Linked DNA regions of Homo sapiens: region 1 is linked to region 2. A link is a loop called in an ENCODE intact Hi-C map of the cell type or tissue named here. Cell type or tissue: heart left ventricle. All regions are shown on one strand. Each heading gives the region's core, and the rest is flanking DNA. Links, peaks and the distances in the headings are about the cores only. Region 1 overlaps SCFD2 (sec1 family domain containing 2). Region 2 overlaps DANCR (differentiation antagonizing non-protein coding RNA).

The links. A loop is a pair of places that touch in the nucleus more often than their neighbours do. Peaks named below come from ENCODE experiments on the same cell type or tissue, not always from the same donor. Only the 100,000 strongest peaks of a DNase experiment are listed, where the experiment ranks them.
Region 1: a loop joins it to region 2, with 2.1 times the contacts of the local background. A loop is called at or near these places in 5 of 110 quality-filtered maps.

Annotation. Positions count from the first base shown.
Region 1 is chr4:52,960,298-52,970,916 of GRCh38, forward strand. The region is part of intron 5 of SCFD2 (sec1 family domain containing 2); the gene reads right to left. Among named protein-coding and RNA genes, the nearest start is that of SCFD2-AS1, 38 kb to the left of the region's middle. In heart left ventricle, for the core only: no CTCF peak of the experiment used is centred there; no DNase peak of the experiment used is centred there.
Region 2 is chr4:52,717,194-52,727,812 of GRCh38, forward strand. DANCR (differentiation antagonizing non-protein coding RNA) reads left to right here. Exons shown (of 5, transcript NR_145129.1): 5 at 2,675-3,504. Among named protein-coding and RNA genes, the nearest start is that of SNORA26, 9.3 kb to the left of the region's middle. RefSeq lists silencers at 4,800-4,939, 5,120-5,169 and an enhancer at 5,330-5,629. In heart left ventricle, for the core only: a CTCF peak has its summit at 5,257 (motif pointing right); a DNase peak (open chromatin) is centred at 5,318; H3K4me3 peaks cover 1,562 bases; H3K27ac peaks cover 1,670 bases.

The DNA.
Region 1 (10,619 bases), core at 1,102-9,101, 240 kb after region 2:
ATTAGTCATGCGGCCACCAGGCCCATGGGCTGCCTGCTGATGTTTCCGCAGAGAGGCACATCTTCTTCTTCTTTTTTTTTTTTTTTTTGAGACAGAGTTTCGCTCTTGTTGCCCAGGCTGGAGTGCAATGGCGCGATCTTGGCTCACCACAACCTCCGCCTCCCGGGTTCAAGTGATTCTCCTGCCTCAGCCTCCCGAGTAGCTAGGATTATAGGCATACACCACCATGCCCAGCTAATTTTGTATTTTTTAGTACAGATGGGGTTTCTCCACGTTGGTCAGGCTGGTCTCAAACTCCCGACCTCAGGTGATCCGCCTGTCTCAGCCTCCCAAAGTGTTGGGATTACAGGCGTGAGCCACCGTGCCTGGCCAAAGCACATCTTCTTTTCCACGCACCTCATTTCTTTCTCTGACACACACACACACACACAACACACACACACACACCACACATGTGCTAATAGTACCAAAAGTCACTCACAACAACAAAAATTTATTATACATCAACTATGCAAAGTACAGTTCCAGTTGCTATGAGGAAAACAAAGATGCAAAGATGTGTAAGATGTGGTCTCTGCCTTTAAGGACCTTAGCGCCTAATTTTAGAGACTAGGAATGCTCCAGGAAGTGAGTATCGTAGGAGTTCATGGTCATTGTGAGTAGTCTGGCTACAAAATGGCCTCCTGGGGGAAGTGGGACCTGAGCGGGACCTTGCAGGAGAGGCTGAGGAGGGTTGGCAGATCATTCTGGGCACAGAGAATGACTGCAGTCTCCACTCCCACTTCTTTTGATTCTGGCATATTGATTTTCTTTACCCTTTACCCTCAGCTCCCGTGATTCAGAACTTTACCTTGCTCACCAAAGCACTCTGTCCATCTGGCCACGGTGAGGGCTCAGCATGGCCCATAATCCAGATCAGTCTGAGACATGATCTTGAGACTTTTGCTGGAACCATGGGAAAGGGAAGTTCTCCTTTTTGGGGGGCTGCTTGTTCAGAGGATGTAATCCCGAAGCTACTGGCGGCCATTTTGCTACTACCCAGAGAGGGATGAACTAAGAATAAGGCCAACACTGAGAGAGGCAGAGCCAAGACAGAGGCAGACTCCTGAGGACAAAGATTGAGGAAACCAGACCTATCCCTGGCCTTTTATTTCATATCAGCTGTTTATTTTAATCCGCTTTTTAAAAGCTAGCTTGAGTTGATTAGCTGTCATTTGTAAGTTGGAAGGAGAAATGTCAGGGTGTTCATGGAATAGTGGGAAAACCAGCCTCCCTGGTTGATGTTGAGCAGCTGAAACAGTGAGGTGTGGCCAGACTTGGCAGAGGATGGGAGGGGAGGCATGAATGCAAAGCAATGGAATAAGAACTTTATATCTTATTAGCAAGAGATGCCACTGACGACTTATGGGTGAGAAAATACTGATGACAGAGGTAACATTTTAGTAAGAGTTCATGCACAAGACAGGAAGGAGGGCAAGATGAGCTCTTAGGTTACTTTCAGCCTGCAGATTCTGTGTAGATGGTAATAGCTGGTGACAGTCATGGCTTAGAAGTGGTGAGACTGGAATCTGGGATAAGCAGAAGGCAGTTATAGACAGTCTGAAGGCAATACTACAGTGGTGACGATAGGAATGGAAAAGGGAGGCTTGGAATGACATTGTGAAAGAACTGACCCCACGTTGGTGACTGCTTGTGACAGGCAAAGAGAAGAGAAGATGTTGAGTCCCTGCACCTCTGAATTGAGAGGATAGTGGTTCCACTGATGGAAATTACTGGTGGAGTGGGGATGATTCTCACCTAAGACTTTTGAAGGAATGTGACTGGAGCTTAAAGGTGGCCATGGTAATTCTTTAATCTCCCTGCATATGGGTTGGACAAGACAAGCTTTGAGGTCCCAGCCAATTCTATGGCTCTCTGATTCCAGGAAGTAGGTCAAGGTTGCAAATGCAGATTTGGCACTGAAGGGAGCTCTCTGTTCTAAGCAGCTTCAGAGGGTACTTCACAGAAGCTCCAACTCAAAGCAGAAATCTCCTTTCCAGAAAGTCTGTTAGTTGGGCCTTCAACCTGAACACATTTTACTCCTGGTACCTTACAAACTCTTGAGGCCACCAACTTTGCTGCCAGATAGCTTTAACAAAAAACGATACCCTTTATTGAGTTGAAATAGTCTTCCCTATAAATGTCGTCTGTAGGTTGTAGTATTTTCTCCTGAAGGTAGCACATTTAAGAAGAAGCATAGCTGGGCTGGGAATGGGGTGGCAGAGGTCATTCTCCTTGGCCACATTCTCAAAATATGATTGTCTTCCTATTTTTTTCTTTTTGAAATAATATGTTAAAATGAGCATTGTGTTAATGCTATGATGAAAATAGTTTAGAGGGGGGCAGCATTACTGAAACAGGCTAAGAAAGTAGACAAAAGTTGTAACTTCTTGCCTCCCTGTCCGTCTGCTTTAATCAGCAGTAGGAAACCTGCCTTAGCCCCAGACTGGCTCTCCCAGATGATGGAATCTGACTTTCTTTGAAATGAAGTCGAATCCCTTTTTCCCAAGACAGCTTATCCAATATTTTACTATCATGGTCATTGTGAATCTTTCTTTTCCAAATTAATTATCTCTGTGGATGACACAGCTGAAGTTTTTAGCTTGGATGAGATCCCAAAAGGAGAGGGAATAGAAAGAAGGGCCAAGGCCTCACAAATCCACACAAAAGTGACTTACTTGTATATAAGCTCATTGGTTTCCTTATTTCTCCTCCCCCAGCGCAACACACATAAACCTGGCTTTGTTTAAATCAAGAATTACTAAACAAACACAAGTTTTACCAAGTCGAAGTCTCCAGAAGTACTCCATTTCTATGAAGGCATTTTAATTATCCTCTATTGAAAAAAACTGTATCTTCCCAAGTTTGCAACTTATTTTCAGAATGCCCTGATCAATTATTAGTGAGATTACTATGGGGACCATTTAGGGTTAAAAAAATAAAATCTTTCTCTCTGTTGTTTTCTCCTGATGCAACGTAAGGTTGGAGGAGAAGTGAGAATCCTGGGGTCACTCACCCTACTGCTTTAAAAATGTTCACATATACTTCATTCTTTTGCATTAAGAATTTGCTGTAAGGTCCTTGGACTGTCTTCTCTTTCCCATATCTTGGAGTCGGGTTCGAAAAGGCAATGTATCTTTCTGAGAGTACCAATGTCTGTAAAGAATATTTTTAACTTGATGTTTTGTTTTTAAATCTAACCACCCTGCCCTGTTCCTTATCTTAAATTGAACTACTTCAAATATGAGTATATAAGGTACAGTTACACACTCAACTGTCTGCAAAAGTCTCTCCATCAAATGAACTCAAATTCCCCTTTTCTAGCCATGATTATTTATTTTTCCTCAGGAATGGGGAAAAATAGCTCCTTTGAGACAGGATTCTCTTCTGTAAATTTGGTGAGCAACAGCCTACATCTTTCTCTCAGCCTCAGTTTCACACTCCAAAAGATACACTATTGGTAAAAACAGAGGTGAGGGGAGGATAAAATGTTGCCTTTTGGTTTCATAAGTTGGACAAGAAGCAATGGCTGCGCAACATTAAAAGTTCCATATTGTGTCATTATCTGAATAGTTAATCAAATACCTGAAAATCAAGAGATGCCTAAGAAAAATTACACATGAGAATGAAGGACTAGTCATACATTTGTCCTTGCCAAATTACATTTTTCTCTTGTCATTAATTGGGAAAAAGAATAATATAAAGATTGTATTCAATTATTTCCATTGAAAAGCTCAATAATGGATTAATTAAGACCAACACATCTTTTCCTGAAGCAGGCCACTTAGCAATGTTCTGGGCACCAATTTTAGAAATGGAAAGCCTCCAAGTGGTTGTGTTCCAAGATTTTAAAGCTAATTAGTACAGAGAAATTATTTTTATCTATGCATCATGTAAAGATACAAAAACTAGGTCAGGAATATTTCTGCCTATTGTTAGTTGCTTAAGTTCTGGGCTGGTTGGAGGCACAGCAGCTTGGCAGAAGGGTAAACATGCATATATCACAGGTTGAATCCAATCCAGTGTTAAGTCATCAGTAGTAACTGCTAATTGCTTTAGCCAACAGGTCCAACTTTTCCAAAATAGGAAAAGGATATTTTACTATACCAAAAGGGGGTTCACATATTCCCAAAACCAATGTCTTTTCCAACGGCCCTGTCAGCACTGAAGTAATCTCCATCCATGTTTCCAGGAACATTCTAGGAGTTGCAGGCTAAGTGTCTTGAATTTTGATTTCACTGAATTAATGGTTCCAGGTAAACAAAGTGGGTTTGCAATGTCAAGACAATATAGTCAACTACTACAATCCACCTCAGATTGCCAAAGTAATATTGACCTTGCGAAATGTGAGGGACACACACACACACACACACACATACACAAGGACTCAGAAGCGATCCTTGAATCTTTTGGTCTCAAACACCCATCAAGTGCAGTTTGTTGTCCAGCCCTCACTTGAGTACTCCTAAGGGTGAGCCAGCATAAAATTGGATGCTCTAAGATAAGCATCTGAGATAAAATAACACTATGTTAATTTAGTGAGTAATTTAGACAATGGTATCAGTTCAGATCCCATCTTGCAATGGAAAAAGCCTCGCAGAAATGACATTAATTACATGATTCCTAATCTGAAAGGCAAAATGTATGGTGGTGACTAAATGAATAAAACAAAACACAAACACACACACACACACACACAGTGCTGTTGCCATCTATTTCATAATGATCATTCACTCAGACAGCATGTATTGAACACCGTCTACATGCCGTAACCATCATGATAGGTGGAGGCCAGGCTGGAAAATGTCAGATTTCGTGTTATTTCTGCATTCTGTTGCACATATTTCCTTTTCTAGGAGCCATATTGAAAACACCCCAATAAATTAGGTAGACTATAAAAGCCCCCCCGCAAAAAATGATGGGCCTAAGAGTGACATCTTTCATGGCATATTATTGGATTTCTTTGATTCCTCACTTCATGCCACAGACACTATTTACTGGTTTCCAGCCTCAGCCCAGAGCCCTCAGTTCCTCTGGCACCCCTAACCAATGCCCATTTCCCCCAGCGGCTGAGCACATGCTTCTTTTATTCTGCCCCTGCCATGCTAGTGTTCATTCTACCCACAGAGTGGTGTCCCGTAACTTCCTTATTCTTCTCATGTTTATTGGTCAGAATCTGTGCATGCCCAATTTCCACAGCACTGTGCAGTATTCAAAATGATGCCAATATTGCTGACATTTCAGCTCCCAGAGGGTGTGGAGCAGAGCACCCATGGAGGCTGTGCGTTGCCCACTTCTGATGTTCCATGCCTCCTCTAGCACCTCCTGCTGTAGCCAGCAAGCCTGGCTGGGTCTGGCCTTTAGGAAAACAGCTCAGTACCATACATGTGACCAAAACCTGCCATGACTTGGTTTCATTTGGCTTGACAGTTGTTATAGAAGGAGCCTAGGAGCTCACAATTCATTCTTTCATAGTCATAATAGGAAGATCATGGTTGTGGTCTCTTTTCTATTATTTATTACTCAAAAAACTTGACTCTGGTGTCTGCAAATAATACTCTATGCTAATAATGCTACCAGTTATTGTAATTCAAACAACATGGGTAAACATGCCAAATACAGACTTCATGGGTGCTAAAAATGTGCTAAACTTGGATCTGATTGATAAAGACTTTCTTGGGACAAGAATTAAAAATGGCACGATCCTATGAAAACGACATCTGATTTATAGGATCAACCCTTGACAGCCCAGTCTTGACATGTTGAAGTGCCCTCATTTATGGAGACACACCAGGCCATCTGGTGATGGGCCCATGCCTCATGCCCTGCACCATTCTTTTTGTTCGTAAATGCCAGGATTTTGTTGTGCTTTAAGGAAACATACCAAGGATGCATGTTTAGTAATCTTCCATATCTGGAATTTGAAATACTCTCAACTGATTATACGTGTGTTTTTTATGACATTCTCCTGTGCATGTGCAAAGTAGATCAACGTAAGCACAGGTCACTTGATGACCTGAGTCCTTTCCCAGGCAGTGCCCACGGTCATCTGCTCATCTGCTGCTGTGGTCAATCTTGTGATTCCTCGGATTCTTTAAATCCCTTTCCTCCTTCCCACATTACCTTCCACATCACCTTTTTAATCTCTGTTTTCAGGCTCATAACAATCTCTCCCCAAATCTCAACCACCCCTTACTCAACCAAGGGAGCTCTTACTCAACCAAGCAGCTCTTTATCTGGTTCTTCCCATCTTCTGCATCTAGTTTTTAAAAATATACTTCATTTGTTTGGTAGGACAGTTTTAGATTTATAAAAAAAGTGACAATAGTATAAAGATTTCTTATATAATTTATTGCTATCTGAAGCCAGTTTCTCTTATTATCGACATCTTACATAAGTCTGGTACTTTTTTTTACTATTAGTGAACCAATATTGATACATTTTCTTAACTAAAGTATAAACTTTATACAGACTTCCTTTGTTTTTAAAAAAAATTGTGTAAAGCTCATGTATATAACATAAAATTTACCATTGTAGCCATTTTAAGTGTACAGTTCAGTGGCATTAACAACATTCACATTGTGCAGCCAACACCACCATCCATCTCTGGAACTCCTTTTCTTTTGCAAGGCTGAATTCTTGACCCATTAAACTGTAACCACACTCTTCCTTCCCTCCAGGACCTGGCAAACACCATCCATTTTACTTTCTGTCTCTATGAATTTGACTACTGGAGATGCTTCATATAAGTAGAATCATACAATATTTGTCCTTTTATTTTTGGCTTACTTCAGTTAGCATAATGTCTTCTAGGTTCACCCATATTGTCCATCATCTGCATCTTTAAACAACCTCAAGGGCATGTTGCTGCACATTCTTGATCTTTCTACCATGGTCTCACTCTTACTTCTGGTTCTCTACCCTGGGGTTGGCCAGCTTCCACATGGAACCCCAGCTTGCCTCTAGTTCTGGGACCTTGCCCTAAATCCCATTTTGCCTCTGGGACCCGAGAACCCCTCCTAGATCTTACATTTTCAAATCACTTACTACATGGCAGTCCTTGTTGTCCCTAAGTAACTCTATACATGTTATTTTGCTTAATTTTCACAACATCCCCATGAAGTAGGTACTAATATTAATCCCATTTTACAGATGAGGAAACTCAAGCATAACTTGCCAAAGGAATACAGTAAACAAATGGCAGTCTGAGAATTGGAATCTAGGCAGTCCCAAATGTCCTGTAATGTCTCTCAGTTCCTGCCAGTCCTGGTGTTCCTTCCATGGGAGAAGTGGTCCAGTTCTCTGTACTCCTGATAAGACCACAAATGCACATATTTCCTCATGAGACTACAGCTGGTGCTGATTCCTTTTGGAATCTCTCCCCATTGCCCTGTTTGCTGGTTTGGGTCTGGTGGTACCAGTGTTTTCTGAGCCATGCCTGAGCTTGTGAGACCCTTTGTCTACCCTCTGGGCTCTGGAGCCTGTGTCTCATGCCCTGCTCTGCACAATTCTGTCTCTTCCTTTTTCCCCTCCCTATGTCATTCCCATCAGTGTTGACTTGTTTCCCAGTTCCAATATAACTTCAGCCGGGGTCCTCTCAGTTATTAATATTTTTGTTAAATTTAATTCTACAACTACAAGGAAGATGGCTCTAGCATCCCACTAACATTTTATTTTATCATCTGGAAGGCTGGCAACACATAATAATTCAATTCAAAAGCCACAACAGTCCTTTGGCCTGTATTAATAGAGGCCATTTCATGGCTGGGAAATGCCACCACCCTTGCAGGGGAATCACAGCCATCAATGTTTGCTCATTCCATTTCTAAAGTCATCTCTGCTCTCATTTAGACCGGGGCTACTGTGTGCCAGGCACTGTGCTAGGGCTAACACTATAGGTTGCTGTTGCTCAACTACGCAGAGAGCATTGTTGTTTGACATTTTAAATGCTGTGCACAAAAGATATTCTTACTAAAAGGCACAAAGTCAGAGGCTGCATCAGGGAGGAGATAAGGTACTTAAAATGACACCTTGAGTTCAAATGGGAGCAAGTCAGAACATGCAGGCATACTTGGTTCTGTTTCATGGCTGGGCTTTGTTTATATCTGGTCTTCCAATCTGTGGCCGTGGGGCAAATAGGTGATCGGGTGTATGGGTGTGTGTGTGCATGCATGTATGTGTGTTCAGCATTTATGTAGCCGTGGTTGGCTGACATGGACGACAGATACTATTATGAATTCTTTACTGCAAGAAGGGAAGATTACACAGAGGTTGTCAAGAACCTAGCCACAGGGAAGTGGGTGTGACAAAAATCTCTGATTTATACTTCTATCACTGCAAGACAGAATTGGACAGGTATGAGGGGGATGCTGTTGGTGTGGGGATCGGCAACCAACTGTGTGTGTGTCTGGGTGCTGGTGTGTGTGCATGTATGTATATGTGTGTGTTGTGCTCAAGGGATCTCATGTGGGGGCAGCCAAATATTACCTGGGGATGGGGCCATAAAACACATTCAAATATATGACAAAGATTCTCTGCTTGGCCAAACGCCAGTTAGGCTTCTGAATCCTCTGCTAGGCCCATATGTTCACTTTCTTGTAAAATCCAGTTTTGGCAAAGAATTCTGCTACATCAGTTTAGCAAGAACCGCTATCCTCAATATCTGATCATCCTTGACATCTGATTAGGTTTCTCACCCTCCACCATTCCCCAGGTGATGTCCAATCACCCTGGCCTGTCTTTGGCAAGAATCCTGTTAGGTGGGTTTAGCCAGACTCTCCCTCACCCGTGATGTCTCCCCTTAGTAATTTTCCATCCACTGACTCCCACACTCTTCCTTGGCTATAAATTCCCACTTGCTTATGATGTGTTTGGAGTTGAGCTCAATCTTTTTCCTGACTGCAAGACCCTATTGTGGTGGTCTGTATAGCTACCTTTATGGTTCTGAATAAAGTCTTCCTTACTGTGCTTTAGTAAGTATCATTGAATAATTTTTAACAACATGTTTTTAAATCATACATAAATATAAATCATTGCTCTTGGCCCAAATATCCATTGGTAGGAAAATGGTTTAGGAAATTAGAGTTCATGACAGAATAGAATATACTTATGGAACTCATAAGGGCCCCTCTCAAACATTCCATCTCTTGTTCTTCCAGGCACACAGTAGATGAACAGTTCAGTCCCTGGAAGTTGGCTTGGCCATGTGATTTGTGTTGGCTGGTGGAAAGGAAGCTGGGGTGATGGGTGTTACTTCCAGACAGGACTCTTAAGAGGCTGTTTGTAATTTGCTGTTTCTCCTTCCTCTGCCTCAGTGATTGTGGAAGTGTGTGTCCTGATGAGGTCTGACCCCTTGGGCCTGAGGAGGAGTGACTATGATAAGCAGAGCCTTCTGCAAACCTGAGGCAGTGATGCAGAGGGAGTGAGATATGAATTTGAGTTGTGTTTAGCCCCTGAGATTTGGGGATTATGTTAACTGGAGCAAAACCTAGCCTCTACTGCCTAAGATGACCTGCAAGGACCATTATGGAAAACATTAATAGTGTGAGGCTGAACTGGAAGACAACATGCAAAAATGAAAATCACTGTTAGTTTTTTGAAAATGGGCAGTTTTCTTCAATACAGTTGCATTTTTTTCACTTATAAAAATGTTTAAAGAGGGTAAAAATCTCAAGGAGTATAAAAGAAAACAATTGGGGCGTGGAGCCAAGATGGCTGAATAGGAACAACTCCAGTCTACAGCTCCCAGCGTGAGCGACACAGAAGACAGGTGATTTCTTCATTTCCAACTGAGGTACCGGGCTCATCTCACTGGGGAGTGTTGGAAAGTGGGTGCTGGACAGTGGGTGCAGCATACCCAGTGTGAGCCAAAGCAGGGCGAGGCATCGCCTCACCCGGTAAGTGCAAGGGGTCAGGGAATTCCCTTTCCTAGTCAAAGAAAGGGGTGACAGACAGCACCTGGAAAATCGGGTCACTCCCACCCTAATACTGCACTTTTCCTACAGTCTTAGCAAACAGCACACCAGGAGATTATATCCTGTGCATGGCTCAGAGGGTCCTATGCCCATGGAGCCTGGCTCATTGCTAGCACAGCAGTCTGAGATCAAACTGCAAGGTGGCAGCGAGGCTCGGGGAGGGGCACCCACCATTGCTGAGGCTTGAGTAGGTAAACAAAGCTGCCAGGAAGCTGGAACTGGGTAAAGCCCACTGAAGCTCAAGGAGGCCTGCCTGCCTCTGTAGACTCCACCCCTGGGGGCAGGGAGTAGCCAAACAAAAGGCAGCAGAGTCCTCTGCAGACTTAAATGTCCCTGTCTGACAGCTTTGAAGAGAGTAGTGGTTCTCCCAGCACGCAGCCGGAAATATGAGAACAGACAGACTGCCTCCTTAAGTGGGTCCCTGACCCCCGAGTAGCCTAACTGGGAGGCATCCCCCAGTAGGGGCAGACTGACACCTCACACGGCCGGGTACTCCTCTGAGACGAAACTTCCAGAGGAACGATCAGGCAGCAACATTTGCTGCTCACCAATATCCGCTGTTGTGCAGCCTCTGCTGCTGATACCAAGGCAAACAGGGTCTAGAGT
Region 2 (10,619 bases), core at 1,346-9,345:
TTTATTAGTGCCGTGTGGGTGGTTGGGAGTAGATCCTATGTATATTCATTAGTCCTTTTTATTTTATTTTATTTTATTGAGAGAGTCTCACTCTGTCGCCCAGGCTGGAGTGCAGTGGCGCGATCTCGGCTCACTGCAAGCTCCGCCTCCTGGGTTCATGCTGTTCTCCTGCCTCAGCCTCCCGAGAGCTGGGACTACAGGCGCCCGCCACCACGCCCGGCTACTTTTTTGTATTTTTAGTAGAGACGGGTTTTCACCGTGTTAGCCAGGGTGGTTTCGATCTCCTGACCTTGTGATGCACCTGCCTCAGCCTCCCAAAGTGCTGGGATTACAGGCATGAGCCACCGCGCCCGGCCCATTAGTCATTTTTTAAAGGTATAACCATGAATTTAAAATGTATTTAGACTTTAATCTTGAGATACATGAGCATGTGCATGTGGCTAAAATATGTGGGGTCAGCACATACCTCCTAATAAAGCATTGTGAAAAGTAAGGAATCAATTTATGGTTTATTGGAAAGTCACTTATGCACACTTGTATTTATACAGCACAAGACACCACATTTTAAAAATTCAATAACTGAAGCAAATTAAGACAATAGGAAAAGCATTCTAATTATAATTTTTGCCCTGCGGGCTGTACAGCTTCAGCCAGCAGTGTCCTGGAGGTAATACAAACTGCTAAAGTGAGATAATGTTTTCATAAACCTCAGTTTTGGTTTGTGTTTTAAGAAATGTAAACTTGAATCTCGGCAAGAGAAGGTTCTCAAAATTTGGCACAAAGGGAGCATCTGTCAGCCTATTAGGTGTTTTTGGTGTATGAAACATGAGATGTAAAAGAGGACTTAAAAGGACATAATAGTACTAGTGTCCTTTAAAAATATATATATATATATATCAGCTAGGCACAGCCTGTAATCCCAGCTCTTTGGGAGGCTGAGGCATGGGGACCGCTTGAGGCCAGGAGTTCGAGACCAGCCTGAGCAACAAAGCAAGACCCCATCTCTACAAAAAGCCAAAAACTTAGCTGGGCACAGTCATCTAATCTACTTGGGAGGCTGAGGAGGGAGGATGGCTTGAGCCCACAAGTTCAAGGCTGCAGTGAGACATGACTCACTGCTCTCCAGCCTGGGCAACAGCAAGACCCTGACTCCAGAAAAGTAGTATGACTAATGAAACCAGTCTTCCCAGGGTCAGCTACCACAAGGCTCTGACTTAAGTCCTTGCCACTAGGTTGCAATAATACTAATTCTGAATTACGGGATACTACACTTAAACAGCACTATACTAGAGACTGAGAAGGAAATTGGGGCAAAGAACCTAAGTTTTTTAATGAGAAGTTCATATTGAACTCAAATTTATTATGTGATGGAATAACACATGGTTCACCTAGCTCCCTAAACTAACATGTTAATTGACAAAAATACTATCTGAAATCCTTTACATTTTCTAGATGTATCAAAATTTCTTCTGTGTGAAACCATTTTTCACCTATTCTGTGTAAGAATACCTTATCTATATCAACTGACATGAATTACTAATGCTTTTTTATTAAAGTGTTTGAGCAAAACCATCATTTGACTGGACCATGATGTACTTGAGGCTATTCGTGGGCTCACGAATATTCAAGTAATTCAAGCTTTCCTTTATTGAATGCTGTAGAGCTGAAACATAGCATATGAAGGTCAAAACTCAGTCACTTGAAAAGATTGTATATATTGTTTACTTGTTAATACCCTTTGAAACTTCTCAAACTATAGAATCTCATTCTCATGATGAAAGGATCAGACTGAACCCTATTTGCCCTTTATTCTAAATCCTAGAGATGAACAGTTTATATATAAAAATCCATTTAAAAGTGAAATTTAGATTATTTAAAGAACAAAGTATCGTGAGATTCTGAACATAATCAGGTCCTCACGTTTTGGTGGGTGGGAAGAGTGAAAGAGAACAGTGTGTGTGTGTGTGTGTGTGTGTGTGTATATATATATATATATATTTTTTTTTTTTTTTTTTTTTTTTTTTTTTGAGGTGGAGTCTTGCTCTGTCTCCCAGGCTAGAGTGCAGTGGCATGATCTCGATTCACTGCAAGCTCCGCCTCCCAGGTTCACGCCATTGTCCTGCCTCAGCCTCTAGAGTAGCTGGGACTACAGGCGCCCACCACCACGCCTGGCTAATTTTTTGTATTTTTAGTAGTGACAGGGTTTCACCGTGTTAGCCAGGATGGTCTCAATCTCCTGACCTCGTGATCCGCCCGCCTTGGCCTCCCAAAGTGCTGGGATTACAGGTGTGAGCCACCACACCCTGCGAGAACAGTATATTTTTATTTAATGCTTAAACTGCCCACAATTCTTCATTGCTTTTTCTTTCTTAATCGAATCCCTGTTTCCAACATCTGAGCTCCATCTTCCACTCCCAAAAGAAGTTTCATTATTACAAGTTAAATATTTCTGCCCAAGTATGGCCAGTCTCAGACTACTTTTGAGATGTGTCCGTACAGAATAACAATTGCTAGCTCCCTGTTGAAGGTTTAACTGCTTACCCTGCAGGTAACCTGATGAGCTCACTTTGAAGAAATAAGGTAGAAATTCTCCTACAGTTAGTTCCTTACTGTGAGATAACAGTTTGTTCCTCCTAATAAACTGGTTCCATCCTCTTCTTTTGGTCATATCCAGCTCTACAAGTTTCACGCTGTTTAAGTCATGAACCTACAAAAGCCTGTGAAAAAATCTTTGAAGATGCTCAGCTTGTTTCAGTCTGAAATTTCTCCAAGACCAATGAACAAAACAGGATCATGCCCTGAATACACACCCAAGCTGCAGGCTCCTGCTTAGCCCTATTTTGGTTTGGCCTCCATGAGATCTTCAGCCACAATAGCAGGAGATAAAAATCTTCCTAGAAGCTTTCATCAGCTGCAAGTTTTCTTACAGAATGAAACTTTTCTGCTATTTTTCTCATAGTTAATTGGCTATTTGAGAAAACCGAATTTCTGGCTCTCAGCATTTAATTGGATTCTGTGGGTGACTGGATGACCGCTTTGCACATCACCATGGGTATCATCCTTACCTTCTTTAAACCTTTTGTGCCAGTCAAAAATTCTTGCTCTTGATATGTCATCACCGGAAACTACTTTTTTTTTTTGTTTCTCTTTTGTGACAGGGTCTTCCTCTGTCACCCAGGCTGGATGGAGTATAGTGGAACAATCATAGTTCACTGCGGCCTTGGTACCCTAGGCTCAAGCGATCCTCCCACCTCAGCCTCCTGAGTAGGTGGGACCACAGGTGTGTACCACCAGACCTGGCTAATTTTGTTATTGTTGTTTTTTATAGAGGTGGGGGGGTCTCCCTATGTTGCCCAGGCCTGTCTTGAACTCACGGGCTCAAGTGATCCTCCTGCCTCAGCCTCCCAAAGTTCTGGGATTACAGGGGTGAGCCACTGGACCCAGCCAGAAACTACTTTTAACAGTTCTAATTGCCACTTGTCTTGGCTGTATATTCAGAAATAGCCAGATTGGAATTATGGTTTTTTGATTGCTATTGATAGGGAGGTTCAAATGCAATATACCAAAATAGTCTATTTCAGGTGTCTCACTGACATATTTAACTTTACACAAAATTTAATATGAATTCTTTGCTCTAACAGTCAACAATTTTTAGGTCAACAAAAGAATAACTCTATTCACATCTAAGAAAGTTAGTTGGCAACCTTAAAAGCTCTGTTGTAGCCAGCTGAAACATAACCTATTCCAGCAATTTCACAAACTACACAAAGAAAAATTGGTAAATATTTCAACAGATGAGTACAAATAATCTTTGGAGAAGCTGATAAAGATTTCAGTGCTATATCATCTTAGCCTGCTATTTTCCCACCTACAAAAGGGTCGAAAATAAATCAGCTTTTTCTTGTCCAATTAATAGGAAAATGATATATGAAATACTTTAATTATTAGTCGGCACTGTCCCACCCCGAAAGAACCTAAGACTTAAAAATACATCCTAATAACATGTATATTGCCACTTGGCTGTACACTGAAGACTCAGGTATCTACAGTATTTTGTATTCTCTTCCCGATTGCACGATTTTTTCAGTGCTTTGCTTTCAGGGAAAACAGACTCAGGCTGGTCTTTCTTATGGTATTAAGTACAGGCTACTTTAAGATAATTTTGTGGTGTTTGCTAAATTCAAGAAATCAATACAGGCCGGGCGTGGTAGCTCACACCTGTAATCCCAGCACTTTGGGAGGCCGATTCCGGCGGATCACCTGAGGTCAGGAGTTCAAGACCAGCCTGGCCAACATGGTGAAACCCCGTCTCTACAAAATATACAAAAATTAGCCGGGCGTGGTGGCTGGCGCCTGTAATCCCAGCTACTTGGGAGGCTGAGGTGGGATGATCGCTTGAACTCGGGAGGTAGAGGTTGCAGTGAGCCGAGATCGCGCCACTGCACTCCAGCCTGGGCGACAGAGCGACACCGTCTTAAAAAAAAAAAAAAGAATTCAATACATAGTGTCATGTGCCTTTACTGGGGGAATCTCCTTTACCTTTTGGGGAGGCTGATAGGGCTGCTTAAAATATTTGTATTAGGCACTGGAAGATGTAAACGGGACCTTATCCTATTTAAACTCTCTTTAAATTAGCTAGAAATGGGCTGGGAACAACAGGAACCCACCATTTAACTACGGCGGCTAATCCCCCAAGTATGGTAACATACTGTACTGCACCCCCTAAAAGTGTGTTACCAACAGGACCACAAACAAGTTTGCCCACTGTTTTTAATGCAAATGTTCCTTTCAAGATCGCAAACCCTTCAATACACAGGGCCTAATCCAGTCGCGCTTTACTACTACGGGTTACTCCCGCCAACTGGCAGGGGAGCCGCCCCGGGCCCCGCGGAAAAGGCAGGTGCGCGTGAGGGAAAGCATGAGAGCCCGGGCCGCGCCCACCTCGGCCCCAGGCACTACGGGTCCTGCGGGTCCCGCGGGTCCCGGATTCGAGGCGAAGCGGCCCAGAGCCTGCGGCTGCTCAGACCTCCTCACCGCGCCCACCTCCCAGCCACCTCCTGGCTCCAGGTCCAGAGCAGGAGCAGGACTACCGGGGTCCCTGGCACACAAGGAGCAGAAATACCTTGAGGGGCGGGACCAAGTAGCCCAGCGCTGGAGGAAGACCCGCACCCTCGCGGGAGTTCTGAGAGCCTTAGCAGGCCGCGACAACACTGGGAGACGTGTCTGCCAATCACCGGATGGGGGCGGTCCTGGGGGGGGGGTCATGCAATTGGCTAAGCACGGAGAAGCTCTCGTTCCATTGGCCATTTTTCCGGCCTCAAGCCCACCCCTAGGCCTGAATCCCCGTCGCGTTCCGCCGGTCTGCTTCTCGGCCGAAAGGCTGGGGAGGAGGAGAGGAAACGCCTGGGTTAGTTTTGGTTCCTTCTGCTGGCGCTCAGGCTGCTGGAAGAGTCCTAGACCTTCACCCGTGGTCCCTTGGGCCCGTTTCACGCCCACGTTCTGACATGTCCTGTGGTATTCTGTACCTCTGCCTTCTACCCTGTGTCCCACGCTGATCCATCCTAGGCAGGGAGAAGGCAGCGTCGCAGGGACAATGCCAAAATCAAGATATTTCTCTTAGAGCTTTCTAATATTAATACCTTATGTCTAGGTATGGTATACAATAAGCATATATATATTTTATAAATCTAAAACCACTCCCCCTCATTAAATCATCAAACTAGTCCCAATGAAGTAGGTACTGTTATTCCTTATTTTTCAAGCAAGGAAACATGAGCAGGAGGATTTAGTGATCGGCTCACGTCCTGTCATGTTTACTTCCTAAATATCAGCTGTATCCTGTCCTCATTCCTATTCCCTTGCTCTAATTCAGACCTTCATAATTGCTTGCCTGGATTAGTTCTACAAATAGCTCCCAACTCCTTTCCCGGTCATCCTCCAAAGCCAAAGATTAATCTTCCTAATGCAAATCTGATTGTGTCTCTTAAACCCTTCTCAAGCCTCTCAAATGTCAACTCCTTCTGTGGCACCTCATTGCCTGTAGGTTCTGGCAGAGACTGCTTTTTATTGAAATATAACATGACCACAGATGAGTACACAAAAATGCACATTCGGCTGAAATTTCACAAACTAATCACAGTCCTGCCACCAACAACTAATTTAAGAAACAGAACATGGCGGGGCGTGGTGGTTCATGCCTGTAATCCCAGCACTTTGGGAGGCCGAGGTGGGCAGATCGCTTGAGGTCAGGAGTTTGAGACCAGCCTGGCCTACATGGTGAAACCCTGTCTCTACTAAAAATACAAAAATTAGCTGGGTGTGGTGGCACACGTCTGTAATCCTAGCTACTCCGGAGGCTGAGGCAGGGGAATCGCTTGAACCCGGGAGGTGGAGGTTGCAGTGAGCGAGATCATGCCACTGCACTCCAGCCTGGGTGACAGAGCTATACTACATTAAAAAAAAGAAAAAAAGAAATAGAAAGAAAGAGAGAGAGAAAGGGAAGGAAGAAAGGGAGGGAAGGAAGGAAGGAAGGGAGGGAGGGAGGGAGGGACGGAGGGAGGGGAAAGAAACGAAGAGAAAGAAAGGAAAGAAAAGAAGGGAAAGAAAGGAAAGAAAGAAAGAAACAGTACACCAGAAGTATTTCCTTCCGGTAGCTAACCACTCCTTTTCACCCAAAGGTAACCGCTAGCCTGACTTCTAACAGCATAGAGCAGTATCCTTGTGTTTGTGCATTATATACATGTGATTTTTTGTGTCTGGTTTCTTTAACTCACTATGATGGTCATGAGGTTCATCCATATTTTGAGTATAGTCACAGTTTGCTCATGAGAATGCTGCAGTGCAGTCCATTTTGTGAATATACCACAATTTATGTATTCAACCAATTGTTGATAGGCATTGGAGTAGTCTACATTTTGGAACTATTAAAAATATTGCTGCTATGAACATTGTAATAAACGTCTTCTGATGAACATGATAAAAGATGATTGCATTTCTGTTCGGTGTATACCTACAAATGGAATTATTGGATCATAGGTTATATACCATGTTCAAATTTAGTAGATATTAAATATTTTAAAACAGTTTTTCAAAGTGTTTGAGCCAATTTACACTTATCAGCAACATATGAGTATTCCAGTTGTTCCACATTCTCATCAACACTTGGTATTTTCCATCTTTTTTCATTTTAGCCATTTTGGTGGGTGATAATTGTGCTTCAGGTGATTTTGATTTGCAGCTCCCTGATGATTAATGAAGTTGAGCACCTTTTCATCTCTTTATTGGCTATTAAGAAATAACTTCATGAAGTGTCTGTTAAAATCTGTGCCCATTTTTAGTGTCTTTTAAATTTGTATTTTCCTAACATTTGATTATGAAAAATTTCAAATATTTAGCAAAGTTTAAAGAGTTTTACAATAGCGTCTGTAAACTTACCACATAGATTATTCTACCATTAACATTATATAACACTCACTTTAGGATATTTCTACATTTACCTGTATCTATCTTAATGTTGTTGCATTTCAAAGTAAATTGCAAACAGCAATACATATTTGGCCATTTAAATATTAATATTTCAGCATGTATATCATTAACTAGAATTTAATACTTCAGGTTTCTTTTGATGTAAAATTTACATGAAATGAAATGCACAAATCTTTAGTGTATATATTTGCTGAGTTTTGACAAATGCATTCATTTGTATAACCCAAACTTCTATCAAGTATAGAACATACTATCACCCCGGAAAGTCCTTCATGCTCCCTACCATTTCCACTTTCCCAGGGACAACCAATGTTCTAATTTTTTTCCTCACTGTAGATTAGATTTGCCTGTTTCAGAAGACCATATAACTGGAATCATACAGTATGTTCTTCTGTATAAGGCTTCTTGCACTCAGCATGCTGTGTTTGAGATTTATTCATATTGTTGCATGTGTCAATAACTTATTCCTCCTTATTTCTGAGTACTATTCCATTGGATGAATATATCACAGCTTGTTTATCCATTGTAAGAAGATTTTTAAAAATGACTTTATTGAAGTATGATTGGCATGCTAAAAAGCTATACATATTCAATGTACACAACTTCATAAGTTTGGAGATAAGTGTACACCCTTAAAACCATCAGCACAATCTATGCCATGAACCTAATCCATCACCTCCAAAAGTTTTCTCCTGACCTCTTTATTATTATTATTGATAATAACCCTTAACATGGGGGGAGGGAAAGAGAGGGAGAAAAGTTGGAAAAACTGTTGGGTACGATGCTCAGTACCTGGCTGAAGGGATCATTTGTACCCCAAACCTCAGCATCGCGCAATATACCCAGGTAACAAGCCTGTACATGTACCCCTGAGTCTAAAATAAAATTTGAAAAAAATAAAATAAATTTAAAATAACACAATGTAAGATATATCCTCTTAGCAATTTTTTAAGTATACAGTATTATGTTTTTGTTTTTAGAATTCTAAATATTCATCCTTTGTCAAGTATATATGTCACAAATATTTTCCCCCATTTGGTTACTTTTCATTCTTTTAATGGTATCTTTTGAAGAAAACTTTAATTTTGAAATATTCAATTCATTAGTTTTAACATTTAGTGTTTTTTGGTTTTATTTAAGAAATCTCTGCCTACTCCAGGTTATAAAGTTTCCTCCTGTTTTTTTTTTTTTTTTTTTTTTTTTTTTTTTTTTTTTTTTGAGACGGAGTCTCTCTCTGTCACCAGGCTGGAGTGCAGTGGCGCAATCTCGGCTCACTACAATCTCCTCCTCCTGGGTTCAAGCAATTCCCCTGCCTCAGCCTCCCAAGTAGCTGGGACTACAGGTGCACACCACTATGCCCAGCTAATTTTTGTATGTTAGTAGAAACATGGTTTCACCATGTTGACCAGGATGGTCTCCATCTTCTGATCTTGTGATCCACCTGCCCCAGCCTCCCAAAGTGCTGGGATTACAGGCATGAACCACCACGCCTGGCCCCCCAAAAGCTTTAATGTTTTAGTTTGCTCATTTAGATCTGCAATCCATTTGGAATTGATTGTTGTGAATAGGGACATAGAGGTAGGTCCAGATGCCTGTTGTTTCTATGTGGATAGCTAATTGATCCAGCATGTTTATTCAAAAAATCCATTTTCCCACTTGCAATTGTCGTAAGTCAAGTGACCACGTATGTGTGGTCCTGTCTCCTGACTCTGTTTTGTTCTATCAGTTGGTTTTTCTACCTTTACAACAATGCCAAACTGACTTCATTACTTAGCTTTATCGTAAGCCTTAATAGTGTATCAGTGAACCGAATTTTCAATGTAATTAAATTTAAATTTAAATAGCCACCTGGCTATTGGCTACTGTATTGGACAGCACAGATATAGAACATTTCTATCCTGGCAGAAAGTTCTGCTGGATAACACTGTTCTAGAAAGCATGTAGAAGGCAATACCAGATGCTTCATTTCATAGCTGCATGCCGGGCTGCTCTTCAAAAATATATATGTAAAACCTTTTTTCAAAAACTCAGAACACAGCCTCCTATAGTTACGACACCAATTCTTTTAACCTTGCACTTTTTGCAATACAAATACTATGTCAGGTGCAGGAGAGCTTAGTGAGTTGGGAAACATTTTCTTTGATCAGACACCAAAAAATAGTAGCCCCAAATCATAGGAAAAGATTCCTGCTGAATTACCATTACTTGTAGTTCGTTACCTGCTCTCATCCAAGGTCACACTTAATTCTCTTACTGCTCCAGGAAAGCCCTGGGCTGTCACTAGCTGTATTTGAGAGAGCTTGCCTTCAGACTTGCAATCAGGGGTCTGAGTCAGATCTGGCTCCTGTAAGGGATTCCTCAAGCCATATGGTCCTAGTCTATCCATGACACTGTAGACTTGTGACTGTAAAATGATGCATTGTACTTATTTTATCCTTGAGATGTTACTTGAGAAATTGTGTGTATTTATTTCTCCCTATAATGTTTGTATTTGATAACTATTTCTTTTCCAATGTTTTGTGTTTTATACTACTGTGATGGCTATTTTATCATCAATTTCCAGACTGCAGTCTAGCCCAGGGCTTTATTTTTATTTTTAGAGACTGGATCTCGCTGCACTCCACCCAGGCTGGAGTGCAGTGGTGCAATCATAGCTCACTCCAACCTCAGCCTTCTGTAGCCTAGGGCTTTAGGCACGATCTAAATCTCCATTGGGCAACAAAATGTTTGTGGAGCACTTACTCTGTGAGAGGCACTATGCAAGGCCCTGAGCAGATAGATGACAAATAACAGATCACTGTTACCATTGAGCATCTACTATAGTCCAAGCTCTTGTATTTGTTATTTTTCATGATCATAACAACTCTGCAAAGGTAAATGTTGCTTCTTCATTTTCAAGATGATAAAGCTAAGGTTGTGGAGTGGGGGGGAGTCAAACTCCTGTAGATAGTAAGTGCTGGAGCTGAGATTTAAGCTATGAATTCACCTTACAGAAATGGGCCCTTTGAGAAGACCCTGAATGTGAATGTGGTGGCTGGATCTCTAGCTGCTACCTTGGGCCACAGGGATGAGAATCACATCCTAGACGTTATGGTCTGAATTGTACCTCCCTCAGATTCATAGGTTGAAGTCCT